7 separate regions of the Homo sapiens genome follow, and all the other regions are linked to region 6. A link is a contact called in ENCODE Hi-C data. All regions are on one chromosome and are shown on one strand. Each heading gives the region's core, a stretch centred on a gene start or an enhancer-like site at or near the end of the contact. The rest is flanking DNA. Distances are from core to core; before and after follow the strand shown. Region 1 holds the start of RFXAP (regulatory factor X associated protein). Region 2 holds the start of WDFY2 (WD repeat and FYVE domain containing 2). Region 3 holds the start of DHRS12 (dehydrogenase/reductase 12). Region 4 holds the start of NHLRC3 (NHL repeat containing 3). Region 5 holds the start of CKAP2 (cytoskeleton associated protein 2). Region 6 holds the start of TSC22D1 (TSC22 domain family member 1). Region 7 holds the start of ALG11 (ALG11 alpha-1,2-mannosyltransferase).

The links. Hi-C counts contacts between places; a loop is a spot of excess contacts on that map. Pooled maps may share reads with other maps.
Region 1: a pooled map shows a loop between it and region 6 (7-fold over the local background). The contact joins the promoter of RFXAP here to the promoter of TSC22D1 in region 6. A Hi-C loop is called at or near these places in 4 of 50 pooled maps.
Region 2: a loop to region 6 is called in a map of CD8-positive, alpha-beta T cell, with 14 times the contacts of the local background. The contact joins the promoter of WDFY2 here to the promoter of TSC22D1 in region 6. A Hi-C loop is called at or near these places in 3 of 168 maps with a recorded cell type or tissue (CD4-positive, alpha-beta memory T cell, CD8-positive, alpha-beta T cell and naive thymus-derived CD4-positive, alpha-beta T cell) and 7 of 50 pooled maps.
Region 3: a loop to region 6 is called in a map of CD8-positive, alpha-beta T cell, with 8 times the contacts of the local background. The contact joins the promoter of DHRS12 here to the promoter of TSC22D1 in region 6. A Hi-C loop is called at or near these places in 2 of 168 maps with a recorded cell type or tissue (CD8-positive, alpha-beta T cell and naive thymus-derived CD4-positive, alpha-beta T cell) and 3 of 50 pooled maps.
Region 4: a loop to region 6 is called in a map of CD8-positive, alpha-beta T cell, with 7 times the contacts of the local background. The contact joins the promoter of NHLRC3 here to the promoter of TSC22D1 in region 6. A Hi-C loop is called at or near these places in 2 of 168 maps with a recorded cell type or tissue (CD8-positive, alpha-beta T cell and naive thymus-derived CD4-positive, alpha-beta T cell) and 8 of 50 pooled maps.
Region 5: a loop to region 6 is called in a pooled map, with 8 times the contacts of the local background. The contact joins the promoter of CKAP2 here to the promoter of TSC22D1 in region 6. A Hi-C loop is called at or near these places in 3 of 50 pooled maps.
Region 7: a map of naive thymus-derived CD4-positive, alpha-beta T cell shows a loop between it and region 6 (18-fold over the local background). The contact joins the promoter of ALG11 here to the promoter of TSC22D1 in region 6. A Hi-C loop is called at or near these places in 2 of 168 maps with a recorded cell type or tissue (CD4-positive, alpha-beta memory T cell and naive thymus-derived CD4-positive, alpha-beta T cell) and 3 of 50 pooled maps.

What each region holds. Positions count from the first base shown.
Region 1 is chr13:36,817,345-36,820,580 of GRCh38, reverse strand. RFXAP (regulatory factor X associated protein) reads right to left here and starts at 1,359. Exons shown (of 3, transcript NM_000538.4): 1 at 624-1,359. The coding sequence starts at 1,223. It overlaps LOC124903158 (a long non-coding RNA gene), which reads left to right and starts at 1,510. Exons shown (of 2, transcript XR_007063760.1): 1 at 1,510-2,414. RefSeq lists enhancers at 552-781, 792-841 and a silencer at 1,072-1,441.
Region 2 is chr13:51,582,637-51,585,764 of GRCh38, reverse strand. It overlaps WDFY2 (WD repeat and FYVE domain containing 2), which reads right to left and starts at 1,303. Exons shown (of 12, transcript NM_052950.4): 1 at 941-1,303. The coding sequence starts at 1,077. RefSeq lists a silencer at 1,083-1,452 and enhancers at 1,593-1,872, 1,531-2,051.
Region 3 is chr13:51,802,369-51,805,658 of GRCh38, reverse strand. DHRS12 (dehydrogenase/reductase 12) reads left to right here and starts at 1,496. Exons shown (of 9, transcript NM_001377533.1): 1 at 1,496-1,605. It overlaps LOC107984561 (a long non-coding RNA gene), which reads right to left and starts at 1,823. Exons shown (of 2, transcript XR_007063805.1): 1 at 858-1,823. RefSeq lists enhancers at 616-745, 3,131-3,180 and a silencer at 1,296-1,935.
Region 4 is chr13:39,036,626-39,040,057 of GRCh38, reverse strand. It overlaps NHLRC3 (NHL repeat containing 3), which reads right to left and starts at 1,602. Exons shown (of 7, transcript NM_001012754.4): 1 at 1,335-1,602; 2 at 770-922; 3 at 347-494. The coding sequence starts at 1,418. It overlaps PROSER1 (proline and serine rich 1), which reads left to right and starts at 1,969. Exons shown (of 13, transcript NM_025138.5): 1 at 1,969-2,860. The coding sequence starts at 2,816. RefSeq lists a silencer at 2,259-2,488.
Region 5 is chr13:52,453,990-52,457,192 of GRCh38, reverse strand. It overlaps CKAP2 (cytoskeleton associated protein 2), which reads right to left and starts at 1,715. Exons shown (of 9, transcript NM_018204.5): 1 at 1,567-1,715; 2 at 586-670. The coding sequence starts at 1,636. CKAP2-DT (CKAP2 divergent transcript) reads left to right here and starts at 1,847. Exons shown (of 1, transcript NR_185890.1): 1 at 1,847-2,418. RefSeq lists enhancers at 2,015-2,094, 2,385-2,564.
Region 6 is chr13:44,574,241-44,577,853 of GRCh38, reverse strand. It overlaps TSC22D1 (TSC22 domain family member 1), which reads left to right and starts at 1,524. Exons shown (of 3, transcript NM_183422.4): 1 at 1,524-3,613. The coding sequence starts at 1,780. TSC22D1-AS1 (TSC22D1 antisense RNA 1) reads right to left here and starts at 1,958. Exons shown (of 3, transcript NR_038381.1): 1 at 1,584-1,958; 2 at 677-812. RefSeq lists silencers at 62-261, 532-771, 782-1,491 and an enhancer at 1,812-2,051.
Region 7 is chr13:52,011,148-52,014,708 of GRCh38, reverse strand. ALG11 (ALG11 alpha-1,2-mannosyltransferase) reads right to left here and starts at 2,311. Exons shown (of 4, transcript NM_001004127.3): 1 at 2,247-2,311. The coding sequence starts at 2,290. It overlaps ATP7B (ATPase copper transporting beta), which reads left to right and starts at 3,259. Exons shown (of 21, transcript NM_000053.4): 1 at 3,259-3,422. The coding sequence starts at 3,372. RefSeq lists enhancers at 2,053-2,142, 2,193-2,322 and silencers at 2,443-2,542, 2,553-2,662, 2,713-3,052.

The DNA of each region.
Region 1 (3,236 bases), core at 110-2,609, 7.8 Mb after region 6:
ATTGGGGTAGTGAGAACATGAGAACAAGGGACTAAACATAGGGGTACTGGGAACAGAGTTGTAAGAAAAGAGTACTACGTACAGGGGTACTACAGACAGGCAACTGAGTATAGCAGTACTAAAAATACGGTACTAGGAAGAGGGTTAACAGAACAGGACACTAAAAACAAAGTACTAAATACAGGAGTATTACAAATAGAGGTACTGAGAACTGGGTACTGAGAACTGGATACTGAGAATAGAGTAGTGAAAACAGAAAGAGATGACTTTCTCAGAAGTACCAACTTCATCTAGGTTCCTAAGTCTCCTTTAGCGATGAACCAGACCGATCATTTACTCTATGTCCTTCCAGCCATATCCCAGATCTATGACAGCTCTGCCGATGTCACATTATTTTTACTGAAATTTCTGCACCTATCATGAGTTCAACAGAACTGTTATTGCTTTGCACATGTTGGTATAAACTTTAATTTAGGGCAAACACTCTAATTCTCAACCACTAACCCAGTCACTGCAAACCGGCCCATTTGGAAGTGGGGAGGCAGGCCCTGCAGATGCGGTTTGCGTTAAGATCGGGTTTCTTCTTCCACCTCCCATCCCCAGGCCTCAGCTAAGTCTGATACCTCGAGTTTGACGTTTCCCGCGCTGCCAGTCGAGGCAGTCCCACCGCAGTTCAGGGCCTGGTCGCTCTTCTTCTTTTTATACTTGTCCTTGTACATCTTGTTGCGGTGTTTCTTGCACATCCACGGTTTGCGCTGCTTGGCCACCTGGCTCGTGGTCTCGCTGCAGCCTTCGTAGGTGCAGGTCTTGCTCATGCTGCCCCCACCGCTGCCCCGCCTCCGGGCGCCCCCGCTGCTGCCCTCGCCCCCCGAGTGAGTCTCCTCGTCCTCTAGATCCTCCAAACTAGCCGCGCTCTCGCCTCCCCCCGGAGGGTCCGAAGTGTCTAACAGGTCCGCCTCGTCCTCCCCAGCCTCCTCTTCGCCATCCCCGGCCCCTTCGCACAGGTACCTAACGGGCTTGCCCGCCCCAACGCTGCCCCCGGGGGCCGCAGCCTCGTCCTGCCCAGCACAGGGTTGCATCACTAGCAGGGTGAATTGAGAGGCCGCGGCCGCCACCGAGGCTGGCGCCAAGGTGGGAGCCGCAGCCGGGGCTAGGGCCGCGGGGTGGGGCACGCCGCTGGCGGCGCCCGGCCCCGCGCCCTCCGCTACACCCTGCGCCTCCATGCTGCTAAGACCTGGCCGGGGTCCACGACCCCGGGCTTTTAGCACCTGCTTGGCCTAACGGCACTTCGCGAACCAAAGACTCAGGACACGCTGGGGTAAAAGGCGCCTATACCGGGAAGGCGCCCCGACTGCGCCTGCGCGACCGCAGCCTGCGCGTCAGCGTGTGTACGCCCGCGGGCTGTCAGGGAGCGCGGCGCCTCTGGGGGCGGGGCTGAGCGCACAACCAACGGGACTGACTGCGCATGTGCGGCCGCGGCCCCTTCGGCCAGCTGGGGGATTCGTAGACAGGGTCTGGGGGCTGTGTCAGGTGAAAACCTGCAGTGGCTGGCAAGGCAGCGCCGTTTTACCTGATCCTATTGTATCTAAAGCGGTTCAAAGTATCTTCTACAGGAGTTCCAGTATGCAAATTAGGATTGTTCCTGAGCGGTCTCACGACTTGTAGTGTTAGGATGCTAATTTTATTATTTCCCCCACAAACTGCCTGCAAGGGGAGATTTGAAGCTGGGATGCAGTGGTGTCACAGCCTAGAGTCACTAGCTCGCAGTCCATGAAGGCAGAGGTGGCTTATTTGAAAATAGTGGAGCGGAGAGGGATGGGCCACACCTTTGGCCGAGTTGTATTTGCATTGAGGGATAACTTTGTTTTTTTTCTCCTGGAAACTCACTTGATTGTTAGTACTTGCTCTTTGCTGTGGCTGCTGAGATAAGTCTTAACGTTTTCGTTTAACACAGTGAAAATGTGTGAAAAGGAATACTGAATGGCAAACGTTTAAAAAAACAATGAATGTTCTACCAGTTCTATCAGTTGCTGGGCAATTGCTGGTTGTTAAATCTTGGCTTGCCCAAATCCCAGGAGAGAAAATATCCTGCCGTATCCTGAACTGTTAAGTAGATGTTCTTTTTCCCTTCATCCTATTCTTTCGCCTAGTCAGATTTCCCATCCCACCTACCGGAAAGCAATGACTTTATTCAACAAACTATAAATCCATTCACACTAAGATGTTTGGGTGCTGACATATAGGTAGATCAGTTATGTTTTAAAGAGAGGCATATGGAAGGGAGAAGGTTTGGAATTAGAGCAACCTAGGTAGTACTTCCTGTGTGACTACAGCAAGTTCGTGACAGCCTCTCCGAGCCTCAGTTTCCTCATCAGTAAAGCCTGCAGTCGGTGGTGTGCTAGCGCCAACTGATGGTAACTGGTTGCTAAAATTTCAGGAATATAATTAGCAGAAAAATTAAACACTGCTATTATTAAAAGTCTTACTACATAAACTTACAATAAGATTATATTAAAAACAAAGGGTACAAATCTCAAAACTCTTCATTTTCTAATTATTTTATTATGTTTTATCATTATCTGTGCTTTTAAGGTTATTTATGTCTATTGTATCTGTATGCGGAAATATTATTTAGTGGTGTGTTACTGCACATTTTCCCAACTCTGCCTTCAGTATGTCATGTTGATTGCTTGAAATCAGCCACTTTTGGAGTATTTACACCAGGGAAATGATCAAATGCTACGAAGCAGGTTTACACTTATTGCTGATTGTCTCTGCACTTAAGAAAGTGACAGTGAAAATGTTAATGAAGATTAAATTTAAGGCCAGGCTCAGTGGCTCCCACCTGTAATCCCAGCGCTTTGGGAGGCTCAGGCAGGTGGATCACGAGGTCACGAGTTCGAGACCAGCCTGACCAACATGATGAAACCCCGTCTCTACTAAAAATACAAAAATCAGCCAGGTGTGGTGGTCCACACCTATAATCCCAGCTACTCAGGAGGCTGAGGCATGAGAATCGCTCGAACCCAGGAGGAAGAGATTGCAGTAAGCCAAGACTGTGCCACTGCACTCCAGCCTGGGCAACAGAGTGAGACTCCATCAAAAAAGAAAAAAAGAAAAAGAAAAAGATTAAACTGAAAATGTATTCTATCTGCAGCTCTCACATTGTGAATATCCAACCCCCCCAACTGAGAAAATATTCTTTCAGTATTTGAAAACTATCATGCAATTCAGCA
Region 2 (3,128 bases), core at 54-2,553, 7.0 Mb before region 6:
AACCTACTTACTGTAAAATCCCCGTGTTATGTACCTCTACAGTGTTCTTTTGTAAGAATGCTTATATAGATTTTACCAAAGAAACAATTTCAGATAAATTATCATAATACTATCTTCAAGCAACATTACTCTAGAAATTAGCTTCATCAGCTTTATTCCTGCATATTCAAGGAAATTCAGTTAAAGCGAAAACGCAAAACAGAGAGAGTATTTGAAGGCAGAACAACTAGTTCCACTTCTGCATATTAAGCAAAATTAAGCAAAAATAAAGGAAACAGGCAAAGGGAAGGAACTCAAGAGCTATTTGCAGCAGTGATCCGTTACAAGTTCTACGCGCTTCTCCTCGAGCTCCAAGAGATAAGGAGGGGAAAGGAAAGAAGGCACCACGCAGAAGCCTAAACTTACTCTTGGTACAACTTAGAATATTCACTGAATTCAGCCTAAGATGTCTGGGTTATCTGGATTCAGTAGGAATGTCTGGGAAGAAGGAGTGGCATTTGCTTTCTCCGTTTGAAACCCTGGGAGCTGTACGAGAGTACCCCAAACCCCTTGGTTATCTTGCAGAGGCGGCTCAGGGCATCGTTCCCCAAGCACACACCTGCAAAGCCGGGCGGCTCCTCCCCTCTTTCCCTCCTGTCCTCAGGGATGGACCAAAGTCCCTCCAGCGCACCGTTAGCCCGAGGGCCACCCGGCTCCCGCAGGCACTACCCAGCCCGGGGTGAAGCCGGAGCGCTCGCCGCCGTCCCGGCTCCGCTTCCCGGAGCCACACAGCGGAGGCGGCGCGCAGCTGAACACCGGCACCACCAGGATGCGCATTACAATAAAACTTGGGGGAGCAAGTCTACACTCGCGCCGACGTGAAGGCACAGCCCCTGACGCGGGCTCGAGGGCCGTCGGCCCGTCCCGCCCCTCCTCGCGGCCGAATGGCAGTAGTCCATACCTGTCCTCGGAGACGCTGATGACGCCCTCCTCTTTGGGCACGATCACGGCCATATTCACCACCTCCTGGGACCCCTCCATCCGCTGCAGCAGGATCGGCTTGCGGGTCAGAGGCTTGGGCTGGATCTCCGCCGCCATCGGAGGAGGGGGCGCGCCTGGGGCGCCGCCGCCAACCGCGCCGCGGGGCCGGGCTGAGGAGACTGCTGGAGCACGGACACAGGTTGAGACAGAGACTCTGGCTGGCCGGAGCGGAACGCCGGAAACCGGCGAGCATAGCCTGGCCGCCTCTCTCGGGAACGACTCCGCGCTCCCTGCTTCAGGCACCAAAACCGCCACGACCTGGGATGCAAGCCGGCGCCACTACAAGAGGAGGGGGCGGAGCGCCGGGGGGCGGAGCCTGTGTGGGCGGGGCCTGCCGCAGGGGGTAGCCGCTGGTGGGCGCGAGGGCGGCTCCACTTCCGGGAGGGTGGTGAAGGAGGAGGGGAAACCTGGAGCAGGAGGCGGGGATCTGGTATCCCAATGCGCGTGCGTCAGTCCCGCAAGCCCATTTTCACCCCTCCCCTCCGCGACTCCCCGGGCGCTGCAGCACCACTAGGACGCATGCGCTTTCCGTTCCTCGCGGTCTTCTCTCTGCCTTACACACCCAAGGGTTAGGCTCCTCCCTCTTTAACCTCCCGTGAACGCGCGTATACACACCCCTGGGGACGCGCTTGCCAGACGCCACGCCCCTTCGAAATTCCCTGAAAAGAGGGCGGAGGTGGGGCGGGGAAAGGAGCGCCTCAGCAAGACCGGAAAGAGAAGAGGCCTGCAGGAAGGAAAGCCGCCCAACTCGTTGGGACGTGACTTGGCATGCGCGCGGGCTACCTGGCCTAGCGGTCTTAACAATGAAGCGCGGCGGGAGGCCGCTTACTGCTCCCAACATGCACCAGGCCCAGGCTGCCGGAGGGAACCCAGTGGCCTCCTGGGAGTCGTAGTTTCTTGGAGCCTCCGCCCCCTTGTCCTGGAATGACCTATCGCCCACTTTCTGCGCTATGGGCCTGAGGAGCTCAGCGGCCTCCAGGGCCATTGGCCAAGTCAGGACCCAGACTTGCCTCTATGGGAACTGAGGGGCAGCCCCCAGCTGAGTAGGACGTCACCACTCCTAGGGTCAGACTGATGCTCGGAATAGTGGCACGGAAGGGACATGAAAAGGAGAGAATCTTTCATACAGACATCTTCAAGGGAGCTCAGAGAACATATGGGGTGTCTATCCCCTCGTTTTCTTAGATGGCTAAATTACACAGCCAAGGTTACTTTAGTGCAAAGTTAGGGCTAAACAACCCCTCCTTCCCTCCAGACTTGAACCCAGGCCCCTAGTGCTGGCTTCTTTCCATTTCCCCAGCAATCCAGCCTTTTTAGCTTGCTCCAGACACAACGGACAGAGTTACTGTAGTTACTGACTGAATGTTAGGTGCCTACCAGAAGGCCTGGCATGTGGGGTTGATCGTGAAGACTAAGCTCTGCTTTTTTATCTTGCCCAAATTCCTATCTAAGGGGTCTGGGGAGTCATGGCCTACAAAAACCATAAATTCTCATCAGATGGGTTTTGACCATGTAGGTCATGACTTACTTTCCAGTCTGACTCTGGCGTAACAAGGAAGAAAATCAAAATGTTTTACCCCAAATTATATTTCCTTGCCATGCCTTAAAATTGCCCTGCAAAGTCTCTTGTGGGAAAAATCCACATTCTATATCCCCTTTCCCCTTTGTTTTCCTTCCTTCCTTCCTACACCCAGGAGATAACCAACTAAGAGCCAGGCACCGTTTTAGGTCTGGTAAGGAACATTTTACAACCTGCTGTCTCTAAAGGCTGCTATCTAAAAGATTCCTCTGCACAATAAAACCTGGTCTCCACAATCCTTTACCTTAACCTGAACATTCCTTTCCGTTGATCCCAGGTCTTCAGATAAACTCAACCAATTGTCAACCAAAAAACGTTTAAATTTACCTATAGCCTTGAAGCCCCCGCTTTAAGTGGTCCCACTTTTCTGAACCAAACCAATGTATTTCTTAAATGTATTTGATTGATGTCTCATGCCTTCTTAAGATATATAAAACTCAGCTGTACCCCGACCACCTTGGGCACATGTTCTCAGGACCTCCTAAGGGCTATGTCACGGGCCACGGTCACTCATATTTGGCTCAGAATA
Region 3 (3,290 bases), core at 247-2,746, 7.2 Mb before region 6:
CTTCTGATCACTTTGTATGAAACTAAGCTCTTTATAATGAATGCCTTTAATCACAACCACCCCACGAGGTGCGCATATTCATTCCCATTTTACATATTAAGAAACCAAGACTGAGGGTGTATGCAGCATGCTCAGGTTCACCTGGCTAATGCAGAGAGCTGGGTTTGCAGCCACACTTTTACTTCAAGGGGCTGCTGACACCCTCCAAGAGACTTGGTGGTTCAAAACTATTTCTCATCCCCTCTCTGCGAGCCAAAAGCCTATTTCCTGAGGTGTTCAGAGAGATTCAGAGCAGATTGACACCTTTTCCATCACTGACACAAAGAGGAGGGTATAAAAAACAGTATGTAGCCCTGGGGATCTAAAATATTTTCCCAGCCAAATCGGACAGGCATTGAAAGTCACACAGGCTGGGGTGGTTTTACAAAATGCCACTTGTTTAAATTTCCTTTCATCACTCTGTCAGGAATAACAGCAACGTAGTGGAGCCTCAGAGTCCTGTTGAGAGGGGCGAGCTGTTCCGGGGAAATTTATTTCAAAAGTTATTCTGAAGTAAAAACTTGCCCACTGTGGAGTGAGGTTGGACAGTGATCCTATATCCTAGGTAATGAGGCTATTAAAGCAGCTGGTCTCTTCAGCTTATGTAAGTGGGGCCCAGTCTCTGGGCGACTTGGGTAAACCGGTATAGAATTTAACAGGGTGACTAGGAGTGACAGCAGCAGTAAGACCCCCATTTCTAATGTGGCGTTAGGGCTGGAGGTTAGATGTGGACAGGGGTGTCTGAGTCCTACATAATGGGGCTGGATGACTAGTCTGAGATCTGGGTTCACGCAGCAACCACACTCTTTTTTACTCACACTGTTCATCTGGGCTTGGGTGGAAAGAGGCTGATGAGGATTTGGGGGAAATCAAGGGGCTCTCCCTGGCATTGCATGAAGTCGCAGAACCAGTGGCAAAAGTCCAACTTTGGAGACAATTACTTCTCGGGTGGGAGCCCCAGCCCTGCCTCTTGCCTGCGATGTCGCCAATCTGACTGCGCTTGCTGGAGACGGGAAATGTGGCACGGCACTGCATCCCCCAACACGTGTAGAAACTTAGAGAATGCCAGTTATTAAAATAACCCTTATGATAACACCAATTCGATGCAGAAGTCTTTTAAATATCATAAGCCTCGTCGTTTTATTCCACATGGTTTTCTAGGTAACCAAATTCTAGGAGGTGCGTTGCAGGGCCATCTTCGCATCCCGGCCATGCCCAGCAGGACGGTGTTCTCTAAACGGCGCTGATGCCCGATTTCGACCCCGAGGAGACTGCGGACCTCGACTGCGGCCCCCACCAGGGCCGGTCCGCCCTCACTCCACCCTCTGAGGCTGGGGCGGAGTCGACCGGCCGGCCCCGAGACCCCTTGCCTTACCGGTGGAGCAAGGAACCGGAAGCCGCGGCTCTTACATAACCGGGATGATGTCAGGGCGGGCGACTCCCGGGGGGCGGGACCAGGGCGGAGGCCGCGCCGGGAGCGCGGTGGGGCTAGGCGTGGGGCGCTCCCGGCATGTCCCTGTACCGCAGCGTCGTGTGGTTCGCCAAGGGGCTGCGCGAGTACACCAAGTAAGGCGGCGCGGCGGGGCGCGGGGCCCCGGGCTGTCACGTGGCCCGCCTCGGCGCGGGCGAGCAGGGTTGGCGGGGACGCGCCCGCGGCTCCTTCGCCCTCTCGCTGGGCCGACTAAGCGTGTCCAGAACGACGGGTGCGCCCGCCGTCTAGCGACCCACGGCTGGGCGTGGGGCAGTCGCCAGACTCCAGCCGCTCAATGCCCGCGACCGAGACTGGCGCCCGAGGGGCGGGGCTGTGGCGCGCCCAAGCCCAGGGCCGTCCCACTGACGTCAGGCGGCCCCGGCGCCAAGGAGCCTCTTGGGCGGCACCTCGGCGCCCCGCTGGGTGTGCTCGTGGAAGTGTCTTCGTGGTGCTGCTGGCGGCGTCAGATAGGGCTGGATCTAAATCGCTAGCTAAGGCTCTGTCCTAGTGCCTTTGGGTGTGTTTCCTTTAAAAAGATGCAGCACCTGGACTGCGACCTTTGGCTCCAGCTGGAACTTTCCAGCCAGTGTGTGCTTCTGGGGAACGGTGCGTGGTGGTTTCGTCGCCCCGTGACCACGCTCAGTGTGCCCTAGTTGGCTCTCCACCTCATTGTGGTTTTAAGAGGTGACAGGTTCCTGTGACGGAGGAGAGATGGAGGTTTTCTCTTAGAATTGATTAGGCTAACCGCTGGTTCTCAACCCTGTCTGCACATCAGAATCACTGGGCGAGAATTAAAAGTACCCAGTTTTCAGGCCCCATCCCTACAGATTCTGATTTAGTGGATCTGCACAGGGGCCTGGACTGGCATTTCATCCAAATGCCCCAGGTGATTCTCACCTCTGAGAGGCTTCTCCCTGCACTGGGGCTTTATCAGTTCCCACGGCAACCTGGCCAGCACTCCTAGGGGAGGTAGGAGTTGCAACTCCCTGCTCTTCACCCCACATCGTTTTGGAGAAGGTTCAGCTCTGTCTCAGGAGCCCCTGCTGCAGAGAATGGTGGGGAGTGTAGTCGTGAGCCCTGTCCCACAGTTTTTAGGGGAATACAGTGGCAGCCTCTTTCTTTCAAAGGGGTGTCCTCTGGCAATGACCATTAATTGCTGGATCTTTCCACATTACACAGCATGAAAGCTTAAGTCAGTTTCCAACCAGGGGTGGGCCCCAAGGAAAGCAGACTGTAAAAATTTCTCCCAGGACTCTTTCGCTCTGATTTCCCCACCTTGAGGGAAGGTAGAAGTGAGGCCAAGGGGCCCAATCCACCACAGATTGGTGGGGGAAGGGAGGGGAGGGGAAGGCAGTTGGCAAAGTTAGATGGGTTTTCCTGCTGTTGTGGATTTAGTGAATAGGAGAGAAAAACAACAACCTTGTTTTGACTTCAGTGTGAGAGCGCGGAGTTAGAGTTTACAACGTTTCTCTTGGCACAAGGATTTTTATAAAGCCTCCCTATATTGGGCTCCTAAGGCAGGAGGATCTAATCACTGTTTCCTAAACTTTGCTGAACCTAATAATTCCCTGGGGCAGTTTTAAACAGACTCCTAAACCCTGGGCAAGTGTGGATGGGTCCTAAGCAAATTTCATATTTGGGTAAATTGAGGGTGTGGGGAGACACAGATACCTGCCAGCTTCCTCCTCCCCATCCCTGTCACCTCAGCTTCAGGAAACAGTAAGTACAAATGTCCTCTCAGCTTGAGTCAAAATCACTGGCAAGGCACATGAAACCACAG
Region 4 (3,432 bases), core at 353-2,852, 5.5 Mb after region 6:
CGCCACCACGCCTGGCTGATTTTTTTTTTTTTTTTTTGTATTTTTAGTGGAGACGGGGGTTTCACCGTGTTGGCCAGGATCGTCTCGATCTCCTGACCTCGTGATCCGCCCGCCTCGGCCTCCCAAAGTGCTGGGATTACAGGCGTGAGCCACGGCGTCCAGCCCTTGTTAAATTTCTTAATTCCACAGAAGTACAAAATAAAGTTTGTTAAAAACATGTGATTTCATGAATCGTTAAAGAAATTACAATTAGATTCAGCAACTCTGATTTTAAACAATACAAACAAGGACATGTGCAAAGATGTGATTTCCAGTAAGATAATTTAATAGATATTACTATACATACCACTTCCTACATCCGTGATCCAGACGGATTGTTCATATAGAGTACTGGCTGCAAATATACCATGAGGTGTGTCAACTGTATAATTCCAGGCTCGTAGGAAATATCCATCCTCTGTGAACACTAATATCTTTGGGATGTTATCCCCTCTCTGAAGGTATACAAAAAATAACTTCTTAGGATCAGCTTAAAGGAAAGGTAATCTGTATCTTGGCGAAGAAAAAAAATAACTGAGAATTTTACTACAAAAACCACTTTCAAAATCTAACATATCTTTCACATTCGAAACCAAAATACTTGAGACCAACTCAAAAATAAATTGCACAATTAGCATGATATAAACGCATATGGTCAGTTACTACAGCAAGACAGGAAGGCTGTTACTTCCTTTGTGTTCATAATTTTTTTAAATCTCTATTTACTTACTTGACCTATGTAAACCAATCCATTGAGGGAGTCAACTGCAACACAAAATGTTGTTCCGGTAAAATATTCTGGGTGCTTAGGCCAACCCACATCCAGCCGGTAAAGAATTTTCTCAGTTCTCCAGGAAACTGCAAAAGTAAAGTTCCTCAAAACCTTAAACAAAATCAGACAATTCAGATTTAGTTTACCGTCTAGGTAAGAACAAAAAAAGGGCGGGGGGGCCGGGTAACAGGGCTTATTTTTAAGCATGCCTTGACAACTAGAAGTTTGCTGGACTGAAATAATTCCAAAGAAATGAGCTTAGATGCCTAAAGACCAACACGACCACAATACAAGTCTGCAAATTATTTGAGGATGTAGTAAGAGTTGGGAAAGAGGAAAATGGCGATGTAACATACACAAATTTTTAAACTCAAAGGGTCAAGGCAGTTTGGACCCAGGTGCAGGCTTTGAGACAAGCTACTGAGGGAACCAGGGCCTGCCACCTCCATGCCACGACCGTGGCGACGCCTCCCAACAGGGCTACCCGCACACCCGACAGTCATTTCCTCACTACCCAACTCACTGGAGAGCCACAAAAACGCGAATGCAAAACCAAAAATGCAAGAAAGAAGCCAGCACCGGCTACGCAGACCCAGAATCTCGCCATGACCAGACGGGAAGCCAGGAGAGGGAGGGTCCGCAGGTGTCTGGGGGAGGACCTGACAGCCTCAGGCTGCAACGGTTTGCAGCGGCACAGAGGGTCTGCCCGGGGCCCGAAGACCCTATCTCCGGTTTCCCCTCCCTGGATGCACGAGCTTTGAGTACGAAAGGGAACAGAGACCAGGGCGAATGAAAATCACAGAAGACCAGTTCCGGACTTCGTGTGCATTTCGGGGTCCCCGCCCTCATGTCAGGTGCTTCGGGCTGACCCAGTGACCACCCTTTCCCGCCCTCAGGGCAGTCCGCGCCGCTGACTTTCAGTGGCCACCAAAGTATGGGCGCCCGTAGATATGCCTTAATCGCTCGCCATTTATTCTTTTTAATCCAGAGGGCAAAATCAAAACATCGCACACTCAGACACGAGGTATGGTGGGGATGACATTCAAAATAATGACCGCTAGGCTTCGGGAAGGATTTTTGCCACATCCTATTCCTACCATCCAGGCATCCGCTATGGATGCCTATATTCCCACACCAGGACCCCACCTCTGGCTTTCAGGAAAGAGGGGCCCAAGCTGGCGGCGCAGTGTTGAGTTTACTTGGGCGCGACTGGCTTTATTGTAGGTCCCCATGAGCTGGTGGGGGCTGTAGGGGTAACCAGGCAGGGCGTCTGGCGCTGTTGGGGCTGCGTTTTTCCGGAGTCCCCCTATGCGAGGCCGTGCCCCTCTTCGCCCGGCTCCTGGTGCTCCCCAGCCGCCGGCCCGCTCCCGGAAGCTGCAGCAGCTGGTAACAAAGAGCCTGCCGGGCCGCCTGCTGCCGGGGCCGAGGTATCCAGGAGTCGGGCGGAGCGGCTGGGGATGAGCGCGAGCCGGACCATGCGTCCGGGTTCGCGGCGGTGAGGGTCGCGGCCGGCGGCCGAGGCGCAGGTGCGGGTCGAGAGACCGGCGCCTCCCTCCCCGCCGCCCGTGGACTCTGAGCGCAGGTGTTTCTACTCTGCCGGCCGCTCCACCTGGGAAAGCGCCTTCAAGAGCTACCTCTGGCGGCACCTGGCCCTCAGCTGCAGGGAAACCGCACTCAAACCTGCCGCCGAGCCCGGGTTTTTCTGCAAAACTCAGAGGACCTGGCTCTTGCCCGAGGTGCCCTGAACCATTGTGTGAATAAGCTGGGGAAGCCTGACTGGAGTGTTTTTTCTTTTTAATAAAAAGAGTTTTTCTGAATCTCAATTTTTAGAAATTTTTTTTGCGAAGTTTGCAATACTCTCTACCTCTTCGCATCCTCTCTTGCTCGTGGAGTCTTTTTCCTCCTCAGCTATAAATATTTTTTACTATCGGCGGAGCAGACCAGGGATGAACGTCTTTTAATTGCAAGTATAACTGTTAAAACCACGTCGGGATAGTAGTCAAGATGGATAAAAAGTCCTTTGAAATGGTGCTGGATGAAATTAGAAAGGTAATTAGACCGATTCCATGAATTATTTTATGAGATGAATTCTCGTGTTTTAGACTCTCTTTGAGGTACTGTATGGAGATTGTGCAGAATAAGGGTCCTAGGATTGCCAAATTGGTTTGAATTTTCACGTGTAATGGAGGAGTTTATATCTTGATACGTTTCCAGTACAAATAGAAATTAAGTTACGTTAACGCCAAATTTGAGACTCAGCACGGTGTCGTGGGAATTACATTTGTAAAGCCCTCGGTTCCAAAGCCGGCTTTACAAATCCGTAATAGCTCTGTACTTTTTGGGTAAGGGGTTTAATATTTTTGAGTTTATTGCCTCATCTTTCAGTAACACAAGAGTGACTGAAAACGAGAGGTAATACGCAGAAAGTTTCTTTTATGGTAGTTATTATGATGGGGTTTTCAAATCTAAGCATAAGGTAGAGTATATTTGTTGCGTTGGCCATGCAAAATTCGTGTCCTGATGGTAAGTGTGGCATTAAGTTTAAAGTCACGTTCTTAGGAATTGGCCGTCAATAACTTGAGCTTCAAAACTTTTTTCTCCTGCTTTCCAAGTTTTTGCTG
Region 5 (3,203 bases), core at 466-2,965, 7.9 Mb before region 6:
CCGGGCGCGGTGGCTCATCCTTGTAATCACAGCACTTTCAGAGGCTGAGGTGGGCGGATCTCAAGGTCAGGAGTCCAAGACCAGCCCGGCCAACATAGTGAAACCCGGTCTCTGTTTAAAATACAAAAATTAGCAGGGAATGGTGGCACTTGCCTGTAGTCAGTCCCAGGTATTTGGGAAGCTGAGGCAGGAGATTCACTTGAACCCAGAAGGTGGAGGCTGCAGTGAGCCAAGATCACGCTACTGCACTCCAACCTGGCAACAGAGTGAGACTCTGTCTCAAAAAAAAAAAAATTAATAAAACGATGATCTAATGCTGCACCATCCAATAAAGTAGCCACTAGCCAATGTGGCTACTGAGTGCTTGAAATGTGGATAGACCAAATGGAAATGTCCTGTAACTGTAAAATAGACACCAGATTTTAAAGACGTTGTACCACAAAAAGACGTAAAATAATATGTAAGCAGTTTTTCTAAATGTGGCTACTAGAAAATTTAAAATTACAGATATGGCTTACTTTACATTTTCATTGGACAGATCTGATACAATTTTACAGAAGTGAAAAGAAATAAACTTGACCTTACCTGGATAACATCTCATTTTCCTGCTTGTATGCAAAAAGCGTTTTTCTTCTCAACAGATGTTCCTTGAGTTTTTGTCTTCTTTGCTCTAGATAACAAAGGTAAGAGCTACAAGTCAATATTAGTTAAAACATCGATAACGGCAAATAAATCTTGTTGACTAAATGAAGAGTTTACTTCCAAAGCTGGTTCCACCTGAGGTCACATCTATATAACAGAAAATTCTCCAATTCAATATTGCCTTTGAGAAATCACCTTAGAAGAGACTGTTACCACAACAGGTCCCCAAAACCCCTCTGCATAAGAATCACATTCTCTACTCCCTGTGAAAAATCTGGAGAACATCATTTTCTACATACAGCTCCTGCTAGCCAAGCTTTAAGAAACTAAATGGTAGAAGTGAGGCACTAGACTCGAAAGTTCTAATTTACCAGAACTGGGTTAGATGAGAATTACTTTCTTCTGCTTTCCCGTGTGTAGAATAAGGGAATAACAATATTAGTTTTGAAGACCCAACCAACCCTCGGTTTCCATAAAGTCGAAGGAGAAGCTGTGAAATTGGAAATAACACATGATGCGACCCCAGCCCTGCAGAAATTCGCTAGGGACCTAAGAGGCGGAGGACCCAGCGCAGGCGCAGTCGGTCCCTGAACCTGTGCAGCCCCGCCCCCAAGCGGACCCAGGGTCTCCGACACCGACCCCGGCCTGAGGCCCGCGCGTTTCCCCTCGCCTAACGGATTCCTTCTTAGGAGGGCCCATCCCAGCCAGCAGCGACCGCACAGTAACACCACGCAGCGGTTCCTGTTTTTATGATCCGTTCCACAAGGCCAAGAATGAGGCAGGGCGAGGCCGACGCCGCGTTCAGGGATCTCACAGAGCGGGGGAGAGGTGAAGCGCGCCAGCGCGGCCCCGAGCCCCGACCGCCGGGCCCGCGCCCGCCACCGCCACCGCCACCGCCACCGCCACCGCCACCGCGGCCTTCACCTTTGAATGCGGACTGCGCCCTCTGACTCGGGGGCAGCTGCAGGTCCTGGGGCACGGCCGGTGTGCTCATCGTAGCCTCGGGTCGGGGGATGCGTCTCCGCTTTAGCGCCAAGATAGAACTTCCTCAGACCACCGCCGCCGCAGTCTGCACCGCGGCTAAGCCGTCAGACGGCGCGGCTGCCGTCTCCGCCCATTGGTTCCTGCGTGAATTGAATAAGCCAATGGGCGTAGGGAGGCGGAGCCTGGACTGCAGTTGCCGGGGCCGGTCTGGTGTCTGCCCAGTTCGGTTGGGACTGAGTCTGCAGGTTTCAAACCTAAACAGCGCTCTTCATCCTGGACGTGCGATGGGGGAGGAGTCGGCCTGCTCAGTCCCCACGACATAGCAGGACTAGGTTGACAAACAACCGAGATGGGACACATCTTGAGACCCTCACAGTCCTTGGAGGAAGGCAGACGAGAAAAAGACAAGAAAAGTGTTGATTGGCTGCCCTTCTTATTAAACATCGACGCGTTCACTGACGAGGACGTAAACACCGATCTGGCGTACCACGAGCGTGTGTATTTTCGTTTCACAAATACTGCTTCATTTTGAGCATCAATTCTGAGGTGGGACGTTATCACCACTTTTTCCACTGAGAGGTGACAGGTTCAGAGGTTGTTTGTCCACGTTTGCACAGCGTGTGAAGGGGAACTGAAATTGGGATCTACTTTCCATACCTTTATTCTAAGCAATTATCAAATGCAAAAAAGGGAGGAGAGGAGGAGAAACAGAAAAAAATGAAGATAAACCTCATCCCCTCCTCAAGGTTATATATAATTCTCCTTTGAAGATAAAATAGCATTTGTTACAGACGTTTTGTGTTTGTGTGGTTAAGTGTGCCGCCATAATCTTCGTTTTTCTCATCTAAAAATACCACCTTCATAAAACCCACACAAACACTCAATCCACATGACAGAACGAAACAAGTCAGGGCTAGAAGGTTTTAAGAGTGGCAGTGGGGAAGTGAGGGCGAGTCTGGACTGCACCTGCCTGGTTTCAAGCACTGGGTTTACATTTCTTGCCTGATCACTGCAGTAAGGCTGGACTGGACTCTTTCAGCCAGGTTTTAGGTGCTCCGGGCACACAGACGGGAGGATGTGATTTCCCCGTTTACCCTTCCCAGGTCTGAGGGCCTCCACAGCTGGCCCTCGGCTGTGGTCAGTTTTTCCCACTTCTGCCTGCTTTTTTCTTCAGACATCTTATGGTAGCGTCTTGCTAATGAGGAATTTGGTTTGAGATTTTGTGTAGTTTTTTACTTGATGAAATGTCCCAGTTTTAGTTTAACATTGTCCATCACCATCCTTAAGATATAACTTGCTGTTTAAATACGTCTGTCATTATTGTTGATTATTTACTAAAGTTTCATCAGACAGGTGGGGCAACCAGGGATTTCTATTAAGTGAGAACAAAATACAGCGTTAATAAGTGACTCAAAAACCTCCAAAACATTATGCTAAGTAAAAGAAGTAATATATGAAAAGTTACATATGGTATGATTCCATTTATATGAAAGATCTAAAATAGATACATCCATAGTGAAATAACTCAGAATAGTAGTTGCCAGAGGCTGAGGGTAGGGGGAGAATTGGGAGACAGT
Region 6 (3,613 bases), core at 275-2,774:
TCATTACCCATTCCGCAGGCGGGGGACACCACCCAAGGCGCGCACACCAAGCGCCGGCGCTCCCGCCGCCTCCGCCGGCCCTTCCGCGCCGCGCCCCCTCCTCTGCCGCGTGCCCGCGCGCGCCGGCCGCGAGTGTGAAAAGAGCGGACACACCTAACCTGGGCGCGCGGCAGGCGCGCACCCTGCCCGCCCCCACCGGGCCGAATCACGCAGTCCGACCCGGATTCGCTCCTTCGGCCGGAATTCCCCACCCCCACTATCCCCTCCGGCTCCACCACTCCCGGCTTCGGCGCCTCTGCCAGCCTTCGGTAATTTCCGTCGGGAGACCTGGCGCTCGCCTAGGCCCGAAGACCCGCCGCCTCCTGCCCCGCCAGACCCGGCTTTATGTCTGCGGCGCCGAGGCGCATGCGCAGACGCCATCTTCCCTCCTCCTCCTCCGCCTGCCCCCTCCCCCCAGCCACCACCGCCTCCTCTCGCCGGCGGTCGCCCCTCCTCCTCCTGCGCTCCGCGCTGGTCCCTCCCCTCCCGATGCCGCGAGAGACTGGGGGATACGGTGGAGCCGGGGGAGCCGAAGAAGAGCACTAGTAACAACCACCACAGCCCCCTCCCCGCCCGACACCCTCCCTCGGCACCCACTCACTCCCCCGCCCCGTTTGCCGACACCGACCAACCCCACCTCGTTCCTTTGAACGGCGTCGGCTGCAGTCGCTGCACCAGCCCGTCTGGCCACCAACGCCGCGGAGAAAGGAGCCGCCGCCGCCTGCGGCCCTCTCCCGCCCGGTCGCGGGAGCAGCGGGGTGAGGAAGAGCCGGCTGCGGAGGAAGAGGATAAGAGAGGGTCGCACCCTCCGCCCTAGCGCACGTCCCGCCGCCCTCCGGAGAGGCTCGGGTGCCGGCCCCTTCCTCCCCGAGGACGTGTGCCGAGTCGAGGCGCCTGCCCTGAGGGAGGAAAATGCTCGGGCTCCATGGCTGCCAGTGATGGAGCGGTCCCTGGGCTCCCGCTGCCACCGCCGCCGCCGCGCCCCGGCCGTGCTCCGCGAGGACCCGGCGTCTCTGCGCGCCCGCCCGCGCCTCGTTGCTGGGCTCACCGTACCGGGCGCCTCGCCGCCGCCCCGCTCGCAGCCGCGTCGCCCCGGCCCCAGCCGCGGCCAGCGTTTCCTCACCGAGCAGCCGCCGCGAGCCCAGGGGGTTTGAAAGGGTCTGCGGGGCGCGGGGGGAGGGCCGAGCGGGGCCGGGAGGGGAGGTTTGAGCGACACTGAGCTCGGGGCTCGCTGGCGGCGGCGGCGGCCCCGGGGGTGGCGAGGGGAAGGCGACATTTGCTTGGCGCTGCCTCCGTGCAGAGCGGCCGGGAGGGCTTTGCAGCGGCCGCCGACGCGGCGGGAGGAGGGGGCTGAGGCGGCTTCGGAGTTGGCCGGAGAAGGTGGGCATTTCTCGCTTTTCCTCCCCTTCCTGCGCTCTCCCCCTCCCTCCTGCCCCGCACCCCACGTGAAGCAGAATATAAAGGGGGGTGTGAGGCTAGAGGGGAAAGTGAATGGCGAAGGACTGAAGGGATCCCCCCTTCGGGTCCCCGGCCGCCCTGTTCACCCTCGTTCATCCTCCTTTCCGAAGCTCGCTCTCGAAGGCAGGAGCGACCGGCGCCTTTGGCTGAGGAGGAGGAGAAGGAGGAATCGCGCCAGGCGGAGCGTCAGGTCCCGTTTTCCTCTCCGGCGTCTCCAATACAAAGATTACGGTGCAGAAGGAAATTGCACTCGTCTCCTCCGCGCCCCCGGTACCCAACACAATGCACCAGCCGCCTGAGTCCACCGCCGCGGCCGCCGCCGCTGCAGACATTAGCGCTAGGAAGATGGCGCACCCGGCAATGTTCCCTCGAAGGGGCAGCGGTAGTGGCAGCGCCTCTGCTCTCAATGCAGCAGGTACCGGCGTCGGTAGTAATGCCACATCTTCCGAGGATTTTCCGCCTCCGTCGCTGCTTCAGCCGCCGCCCCCTGCAGCATCTTCTACGTCGGGACCACAGCCTCCGCCTCCACAAAGCCTGAACCTCCTTTCGCAGGCTCAGCTGCAGGCACAGCCTCTTGCGCCAGGCGGAACTCAAATGAAAAAGAAAAGTGGCTTCCAGATAACTAGCGTTACTCCTGCTCAGATCTCCGCTAGTATCAGCTCTAACAACAGTATAGCAGAGGACACTGAGAGCTATGATGATCTGGATGAATCTCACACGGAAGATCTCTCTTCTTCGGAGATCCTTGATGTGTCACTTTCCAGGGCTACTGACTTAGGGGAGCCCGAACGCAGCTCCTCAGAAGAGACCCTAAATAACTTCCAGGAAGCCGAGACACCTGGGGCAGTCTCTCCCAACCAGCCCCACCTTCCTCAGCCTCATTTGCCTCACCTTCCACAACAGAATGTTGTGATCAATGGGAATGCTCATCCACACCACCTCCATCACCACCATCAGATTCATCATGGGCACCACCTCCAACATGGTCACCACCATCCATCTCATGTTGCTGTGGCCAGTGCATCCATTACTGGTGGGCCACCCTCAAGCCCAGTATCTAGAAAACTCTCTACAACTGGAAGCTCTGACAGTATCACACCAGTTGCACCAACTTCTGCTGTATCATCCAGTGGTTCACCTGCATCTGTAATGACTAATATGCGTGCTCCAAGTACTACAGGTGGAATAGGTATAAATTCTGTTACTGGCACTAGTACAGTAAATAATGTTAACATTACTGCTGTGGGTAGTTTTAATCCTAATGTGACAAGCAGCATGCTTGGTAATGTTAATATAAGTACAAGCAATATTCCTAGTGCTGCTGGTGTGAGTGTTGGGCCTGGAGTTACCAGTGGTGTTAATGTGAATATCTTGAGTGGCATGGGCAATGGTACTATTTCTTCCTCTGCTGCTGTTAGCAGTGTTCCTAATGCAGCTGCAGGGATGACTGGGGGATCGGTTTCAAGTCAGCAGCAACAACCAACAGTTAACACTTCGAGGTTCAGAGTTGTGAAGTTAGATTCTAGTTCTGAGCCCTTTAAAAAAGGTAGATGGACTTGCACTGAGTTCTATGAAAAAGAAAATGCTGTACCTGCTACAGAAGGTGTGCTGATAAATAAAGTGGTGGAGACTGTAAAGCAAAATCCGATAGAAGTGACTTCTGAAAGGGAGAGCACTAGTGGGAGTTCAGTGAGCAGTAGTGTCAGCACACTGAGTCACTATACAGAGAGTGTGGGAAGTGGAGAGATGGGAGCCCCTACTGTGGTGGTGCAGCAGCAGCAGCAGCAACAACAACAACAACAGCAACAACCAGCTCTCCAAGGTGTGACCCTCCAACAGATGGATTTTGGTAGCACTGGTCCACAGAGTATTCCAGCAGTTAGTATACCACAGAGTATTTCTCAGTCACAGATCTCACAAGTACAATTACAGTCTCAAGAACTGAGCTATCAGCAAAAGCAAGGTCTTCAGCCAGTACCTCTGCAAGCCACTATGAGTGCTGCAACTGGTATCCAGCCATCGCCTGTAAATGTGGTTGGTGTAACTTCAGCTTTAGGTCAGCAGCCTTCCATTTCCAGTTTGGCTCAACCCCAGCTACCATATTCTCAGGCGGCTC
Region 7 (3,561 bases), core at 1,062-3,561, 7.4 Mb before region 6:
AAAATTATCAGTTGGGCATGGTGGCTCATGCCTGTAATCCCAACATTTTGGGAGGCTGAGGTGGGAGGATTGCTTGAGCCCAGGAGTTCAAGGCTGTAGTAAGCTATGATCATGCCACTGCACTCCAGCCTGGGCAACAGAGCAAGACTCTTATCTCTAAAAAAAAAATTAAAAAAAAAAAGCCCTCCAGATATTGCCAAATGCCAAATGTCTTGCGAAGGGCAAAAATCACCCCTGGTTGAGAACCAGTGGTTTACACTGCTTATATCTACCAATATTTAGCATATTAGAAATGAAAACTAAAGAACTTTAAACTTTTTATGAATTCATTTGAAAATAAAAATTCTTTCATAACACATTAACATATTTTTATTAAAAAACTATCTTTTCCAAACCAAAAAAAGAAATTTAGCAAGAAGGGTGCCAATGATTTACACTTTTTGCAAATCTTTTTAATGTCTGGCTTAACGTGAAACCAGATAGTGGCTCCTCCTTTCTGTTTCTGCATTCAATCTAGTGATATGTTGTTTTTGTTGAAGTATATGAAGAAAATTCAGGCTAACTTAGACATGTAGTAGGAAAAGGGAGTATATTTTAATATATATTGATCTTATGTTTAAAATATATTTAACTTTTCAGCTAGTTACAGATATTCTTCTCTGATGCTAGACCACATTTGACAAGTTATGCAGTTTCTTAATGTCAGTTGCAATACAGACTCTGAAACCCTATCAATGACCTTTTCACACTGTTAATTAAAATCCACTATCACTTAGTTTTATCCGCTATCACTTTTGCACTTATCAACATAGTAAAATAGGCAAATATTACATTAATGTTATTATAAAAACAGATTTGTTGAGGATCCATTGAAGGGCCTTGGGACCTGCATGGTCCATGGAGCACAATTTGAGAACCACTGCCTTAAAGGATGAACAGAGTCTGACAAAAGTGGTAAGATTTATCATTTATTTAACATTTGGAATATATGAATTCATAAAAGCAACACTACAGAGGACAGTTTGCTTTCTCAGGACACTCTTTCAAAAGCTTATTTAAAATGCAGCTGACCCATATAATGTAAAGGTTTTTCTGGCAATTCCTTCAAATAATTTAGGTGGGAAAATTCATGTGACAAGCTTTTCAAACTGAACTATTAAACATTTAACTTAAAAGCTGCATAATAACTAAAGTTAAACCTGTCCTTTAAGTCTGGTTAGTGAGTTTATTTAAACATTATAATGTAAAGCACTGAGGAATATTACGTATGACAGGGAAGAACCAAAAGGCTCTGATAACAGACTTTCTCATTCAAAATGTTTAAAGTAATGATTACAGAATTTGAAGTAGAGTGGACAAAAACGAAGAAGAAATGCCTGAACTTTTGAAAGAATTAGGTATATACTGCTATTCAGGAAGCTATGGTGTTAATTATAAATTTTCAGCCTGAACAAAAATATGTAGGTGGTAAAAAAACTAGGTAGGTAGAATATACTAGGCCTTCTGTTTTATTAGTGGAGGGCAAGGCATTTAAAATACAGTAGTACTACAACAACAAAGGTGGAAAAAAGCCTGGGAGTTTTTTCACCAAAATGTTAACAGTGGCTATCTCCGGATGGTAGCATTCCTGGGGTTTTTTCCTTTTACTTATCTATTTTCTAATTTTTCTAGAAGAAACAGCATATACACGTAATACAAATAAAATAATATTTTATGTAACTTCTTACATCATAAAAATTAAAGTAACAGATTATCAAAAAGCAGAGGATTCAACATAAGCTTTATATTTAAGTGACGTGTTAACAATGGCAGTTTTGGTGAGTTTAAGAGTAGAAACTAAGATGAGAAGGAAGATCCGGTTTCTTCTTTACCGAAAAGAGACATGATAGATTGGAAAATGTCTCGTGGCTCAATCGTAAAGAAAAATAAGGAATGAATATGAATAATTTATGACAGACTAACTGGAGTGTGAAAGGGAAAAAAAAAGCTGAAGCAGGGAAGGGAACTCGACCCCTCGGCCAACAGTGAAGCAGAAGAAAACGCGGTAAATTGAGTCTTTAAGACCTAGTCTATTCCAGTCTATATAGAAGACCCCCAAGAAAAAGAAAGACTGCTCATTGGCCTGAGAAATTACCTTAGATTCATGACAAGGAAGGCCATTTGCCCGCAAAATTTAGCTACACTGGACGGGCAAGTACCCCTACAGAAGAGAAAACGTCTGTGAGCCCACACGACCGGCTGCTCACCTCAACAACTTGCACAGGCACCAGCTCCTTTCGCCGGCCGCCATCTTCCGCCGACCCCCGAACTCAGGAAACGCTTCACTTTCCTTTTCCCTATTGGCTCCTGAGAAAGCAAGCCGTGCTCGCCCCGCCCCCACGGGCCAATTGTGCGTTACTATTGGTTACTGGTAGCCGCTTCCCACGGCCTTCCAGCCAATAGAATATGCCGAGGCGTAGACTAGTGTTCGGCGTGGCGCACACGGCTCCCGCCCCCGTGGGCGGGACAGCAGTGGGGGGTTGGGCTGAGGAGGGCGTGGCCTGTGATTGACAGCCGTCGCTCCCTCCCTCGGCCACCTCCCCCACTAGAAGCCCCCGCCTGGGCGCCTGCGCCCCCGTTCCCGGCCCAAAGCCCGCCGCCCGTTGGAGGCCATTGGCTGGCCTTTGCGCACAGCGGATCGATTTTCCAGGTGCGGAGTTCACTCTTGCCGCGGTTGCTTCCTTTGGGACCCACGGCGTCCGGCAGCCAGGCGCAGAGTCCGAGGAGGGGGCAGCGCAGAGCGGACCCGACGCGGCGCCGCCGGGCACCTTCCCCGCAGGCGGTGGGTGAGCCCTGGGAGCTGAGTCTGCGGCCCGGCTCTGCGCAGCTCACCTGCCCTCCCGCTCCCGCACACGCGTGAGATCCCAGTACAGTGTCGGAGCGCACCAGCGCGAGGTGGCCGAGACCGCGGAGGAGGACAGGCCTCCGCCCTGCGGCGCCGGCACGGCAGAGGACATTGTGGCACTGGCACGGCAGAGAACACTGTGGCACCGGCGGGGCCGGCAGTTCCAGGGTGGGCACTCCCAGCCACCTGGGGAGTGGGCGAGGGTCCGAGGCCCACTCTCCCCTCACGCTCTCATCCCCGTGCCCCCAGGTCGGGAGGACGGCGGCGCGCAACTTTGAATCATCCGTGTGAAGAGGGCTGCGGCTTCCCCGGTCCCAAATGAAGGGGCGGTTCCCGGACCCCTGTTTGCTTTAGAGCCGAGCCGCGCCGATGCCCTCACACTCTGCGCCTCCTCTCCCGGGACTTTAACACCCCGCTCTCCTCCACCGACCAGGTGACCTTTTGCTCTGAGCCAGATCAGAGAAGAATTCGGTGTCCGTGCGGGACGATGCCTGAGCAGGAGAGACAGATCACAGCCAGAGAAGGGGCCAGTCGGAAAGTGAGTTTTGTTCCCCCGCGTCCGCGCAGCGTGCTCACTCCCACCAGGAGGATTTTCCTCCCCGCGTTCGGCGCTTACTCGCCCCCAGGGGGTGCGCAGGGAAGGCCGAGCCAGACCCCAGCTCCAGGGATGTCTTGGC